Regions from separate parts of the Homo sapiens genome. Here region 2 is linked to region 1. Evidence: chromatin loops called from intact Hi-C (ENCODE). Cell type or tissue: Panc1. All regions are shown on one strand. Region 1 has its middle 16 kb from the start of MIR2054. Region 2 overlaps FAT4 (FAT atypical cadherin 4).

The links. Peaks named below come from ENCODE experiments on the same cell type or tissue, not always from the same donor. Only the 100,000 strongest peaks of a DNase experiment are listed, where the experiment ranks them.
Region 2: it touches region 1 in a loop (5-fold over the local background); 7 of 110 quality-filtered maps call a loop at or near these places.

What each region holds. Positions count from the first base shown.
Region 1 is chr4:125,521,686-125,524,185 of GRCh38, reverse strand. No RefSeq gene overlaps it. Among named protein-coding and RNA genes, the nearest start is that of MIR2054, 16 kb to the right of the region's middle. In Panc1, no CTCF peak of the experiment used is centred here; a DNase peak (open chromatin) is centred at 1,069; H3K4me3 peaks cover 904 bases; H3K27ac peaks cover 2,399 bases.
Region 2 is chr4:125,316,368-125,318,867 of GRCh38, reverse strand. It overlaps FAT4 (FAT atypical cadherin 4), which reads right to left. Exons shown (of 18, transcript NM_001291303.3): 2 at 1-2,468. The coding sequence starts at 2,456. Among named protein-coding and RNA genes, the nearest start is that of FAT4, 2.7 kb to the right of the region's middle. In Panc1, CTCF peaks have their summits at 939 and 1,138 (motif pointing right); no DNase peak of the experiment used is centred here; H3K4me3 peaks cover 2,030 bases; H3K27ac peaks cover 1,341 bases.

The DNA.
Region 1 (2,500 bases):
TTTGGCATACTTAAAGGCAATTATGTCCTTAGCCATATGTATTGGGAAAGAAGAAACACTAAAATTCAATTGGAAATTTAGAACAAAGCAAATAAACAGCACTGCCAATCCAAAATAAAAGTAAAAGAAAAAAGATAATGAAAACAACAGAACATGGTGAAACAGAAAACAGTCGTGGGACAAAAGGATTAACAAAGGCAAGAATGATTTGATGAAAAGATTTTTAAAGACAATAAAATATTGGTAAAACTTTAGAAGAATAAAAGAAGAGGTCATAATTAAGCAATATCAGTAATAAATAGGAGAGAATACTAAAAATCAACCAGATAATAAAATAACGATATAATATAACAGCAAATATTATATTATTATATCACTGATGTATATATTATATATAATAAATAATATGATAATAGTACGGTTAATCTTATGCAGGTTAATTTCCAAATTTAGATGAAACTGAATGATTCTGAAATCAAAATCCATACTGACAACCAATACTGACCAATTAAAAATGAAAATATGAACAGTTCCATTGAAATAAAAGCATTAGTAACATATTTTCACAAAGAAAACCCTATGCTTAGGTTATTTGACCAGCAATTGCACCTGAAATATTTAAAAAGAAATAATGGATTTTCCCACAGACTCTAGGAGTAAATAAAAAAAGAGAGAACGCTCTCAAGTCACTTTATAAAGTTAGCCCTTGACAGCAAAACCTGAAAGATATTATAAAAAATAATGTTTACACGTCAACCTATTCATTAATTAGATGCAAACGTTTAAAAATATATATTGAATCAAATACAATAAACATTAAAAAATGATGCTGAGACAGGAGAGTTCTCTGACCCCCTCGTGAGGGGAGGGGGTGGCTGGTTTTGATCATAGGTCGAGCTCAAACCTTTTGTGGCAGCAGGCGCACCCAGGGAGTGGGCGGGTGAGGGAGCCGGAGTGAGTGCCTTTAGGCTCCGGCAGGAATGACACCTGTACCAGCCAGCAGCAGTGTCTAGCGGTTGTCTGCAACCTCTGGAGCCCCAGAGGGCATGTGTTACAAACAATGCAGTTGCGGTCGGCAAATAGCTTAAGTGTTAACCAGCCCAGTGGAGAGTCAGGGTGACATACACCCTGCCCTCTTGGTACCTGGGTTCTTGTCTGACATCCAGGAAGAATCAGGTCACAGGGACTTAACGGACAGTGAATGCAGAGATTTTATTGAGTGTGGAAGTGGTTCTCAGTGGGATGGGATGCTGGAAAGCTGATGGAGTGGGACGATAATCTTCCCTGGAGTTGGGAAATGGCCGAACTCCTCTCCCACCGTCCAGCTGCTTCTTCGACTTTCATATCCTTCTCTTCTCTCCTTCTCTGCCACGCCACTCTGCCGCGATTCTGCTCTTGGAGCCTGGAGTTTGAGGTTCTTATGCGCACAGCATAGTGAGTAGGGCAGGCCAGAGTGGTCTTGGAAAAGGCAACATTTGGGCGGAAAAACAGGAATGCCTGTTCTCATTTAGAGCCATAGCTCCAGGCTTGAGGGTGGAGCCCTCACCAGGGACCCCACCTTCTGCCTCCTGTCCATACCAATACTGTTTTTTTGTTTGTTTGTTTGTTTGTTTGTTTTTACTATTTTGGGTTTATTACAGAATTACAAGTTTATTTTAGTATTGAAATGTCAATTGATGAAATGTACTGCATTAACATAACAAAAAAATCACACAATCAACAGAAGATACAGAAAAAGGATTTGATAAATTCAACAACTGCTCATGCTAAAGAAAAAACATATTACAAGACAAATATTACACAGGAGCTTCCTTATGACAAAGTGTGTCTATAGCATTCTATGAGCCTGGTATTTAATGGTGAAAACGTTTCCTTTGAGAGCAGGAAAAAAAATAGACGTCTACTACTATATCTCCCTGCTTTTTACAAATGTAACAGATGTTATTGCCAGCACAGCATAGCAAGAAAAAGAAATAAAAGTTATATAATTGAAATGCATAAGTAAATATATCATTATTGGAAGATTTTACAAGCATGTACCTTAAAAATTCAAAAGTTTACAAATACATTACTGGAATTAAGATGTTATTTGTAAAATGTGGCCAGAGTTTAATATAAAGTGTCTGTTTTATTTCTAAACATAAACGTCTGAATAATTAAATGGCTATCAATCTATATATATAGCAACAATAGTTTTAAAATATTTCAAATAAATATAACTTGATATTATGAAAGATGTGGAAGACCTTTATGACCTCTATGCAAAGGAATAAAAAGTTATTAGTAGAAATGTTTGAAACCTAAATAAGTGGATTAAAAATATCTTCATGTTTTAAAAGACTAGTACAAAATAGATTCTCTCCCAAATGTTTATATAACCAATGCAATCCCAATTAAAACTTGATAAGTTGATCTAAAGTTAGTATACAGCAAAGCAGTTAGAATAACCAAAAAAAATTGAAAAAGAAAAACAAATTGGAAAGACTTATTCTAATTAATT
Region 2 (2,500 bases), 210 kb after region 1:
GTGGATGCAGACACACTACCCACATGATATCCCAGCGCCACGTTCTCAAAAACCACAAAGCTGTAGGCAACCTGACTGAATACAGGTGGGTTGTCTTGAGTGTCCAATACAGTGATGGTTACTATTGCCTGGTTGGGAGATTGTAAATTGCCACCATCAGTAGCTACTATTTGCAACTGATAAGCTGTTTTTTCTTCTCTGTCTAGGGCCATTCTTGTAGAAATAACCCCACTCTGAGCATTGACCTGAAACCGAGACCTGTCCCCAGCAGATATGCTATATTTGACAGTACCATTGGTACCCAAGTCTGGGTCAGTGGCAGACACAGTGGTGATGTAGCTACCTCCAGGCTCATTCTCCTTAATGTGAGCAAAGTATTGGACCGGGTAGAAGACAGGGCTGTTATCATTTATATCCAGAAGACTCACATTTATGCGAGCCATTGATGACTGGGGAGGGGAGCCCAGATCTGTGGCCAGAACCAACAGGGAGTAGAAGGCTTGCTCTTCTCTGTCCAAGGAGGAAATAGTACTCAACCTCCCAGACACAGGATCCAGACGGAAGGACCTCCGGTCAGTCTCTGCCTCTTGTAAGGAGAAGCGCACTGTTCCGTTGTCACCCAGGTCCCCGTCAGTTGCCCTGAGCATCAACAGTTCTGTCCCTGTTGGGGCATTCTCAACCACAGACACATCATACCCTTCTGGCTGGCTAAATACTGGCTTTTCATCATTCACATCTAGGAGAGTTACTACAAGCTGGGCATAGGACACCTTGGGGTGAACTCCCTGGTCCCGGGCACTTATATTCAGAACAATCTGGGAAGCAAGTTCACGGTCCAGGCCCCCAGAGGACCCAGTGGTCACGAGGCCGCTATGTTCACTGATATGGAACCATCCCAGTCCATTGCCAGAGACAATGCTGTAACGCAGATTAGCATTGAGACCAGAGTCGCCATCAGTGGCAGATATCCCACTCACATAGCTTCCCGGAGGCGCCTCCTCGCTCAGGTTCACTCTGTACACTTGCTGTGAAAAGACAGGAGGATGGTCATTGATGTCATTAACAAAAATCACCAGGCTTGCCACAGAAGAGCGCGCCTGGACTGCTGCGCCAGGGGGCGCCCCGTAGTTATCAGAGACGGAAACTGTGAGGTTGTAGGAAGGGATGCGCTCGCGGTCCAAGGCGCTGGCCACCTTGATTAGGCTCAGGTTCGGCACTTTGCTGCTTTGCACTTCAAAGTGGCGCTGCTCATTGCCCCCGAGAATTTGCACGGAGATGTTCCCGTTGGCCGCGGGAGAATCTGCGTCCGTCACGGTGAGCAGAGCCACCACGGTGCCCACTTGAGCATTCTCATCTACCGAGGCGTAGCGCGAGGTGGCCGGGAAGTAGCGGAACTTCACTACCGGGTCATTGTCATTCACGTCCAGCAGCTGAATCAGCGCCTCGGCGCGCCCAGTGAGGGAAGGCACGCCTCTGTCCATCGCCTGCACCGTAAGCGAGTATTGGCGCCGAGCTTCGAAGTCCAGGGGCTCCCGCACCGTGATAAGTCCCGTCTCAGGGTCCATTTGGAAGGGGGTCCCCTCGTCCTGCAGGCGATAGCGGATGTCCGCGTTGGTGCCCTCGTCCGCGTCCGCCGCCGCCACCTGGAGGACGCTGGAACCCACAACCGCGTCCTCAGGCACCCCCGCCTGGTAGTGAGAACTGCCAAAAACCGGGGGGTTGTCATTAATGTCTTGCACAGTCACGTTTACCTGAAGGTAGCCCCGCCGCTTAGGCTCACCCTTGTCCTCCACCTCAACCAGGAGCTGGTACTGCGGAGTGACCTCACGGTCCAGTCCGCCCTTGGACACCAGATGCAGGAACGCTCCCTCGCCGCTCGGGTTCAGGGTGATGTCCAGACGGAAGCGCCCCGCCTCATTGCCGCGGATGATGCGGTAGGAGCGGTGGTCCACACCGTTTGAGCCGATGTCCGAGTCGGTGGCGGTGTCTAAGATGACTTGGCGTCCGCTGCTACTGTCTTCCTTGAAAGTGACCACGATAGAGGGGTCCGGGAAAACGGGGGCGTTGTCATTGAGGTCCCGCACCAGCACTCGCACTTCGGTGGGGTAGGTGGGCGCGCTGGAAAGGACCACCAGGTTGATCACGTCGCTGGGCAGGCTCTCGCGGTCGATGGTGGAGGTGGTGTACAGGGCTCCGGTGCTACTGTTTATGGCAAACAGGGCGTGGCTTTCGCTGAGCCTGTAGGTGAAGCCGGGGCGCGTCTGGATGGTGCCTACCAGAGTGCCTGGAGGTTGCTCTTCCAGCACTTGGAACACCTGGCGCGGCTCGGCCCCGTGGACCCAGGCCTGCCCCGGAAGCAATGACAGTAGCCAAAACACTCGAAGGAGCTGAGATACTGATAGAGTGTGCAACGGGAGCCACGGGCGGCCAGTAGCCCTGTCTGGTGCTAAGTCCATGGTCCTGGCTCCCTAAAACGATGTGATAAAGAGAAGGAAGGGGT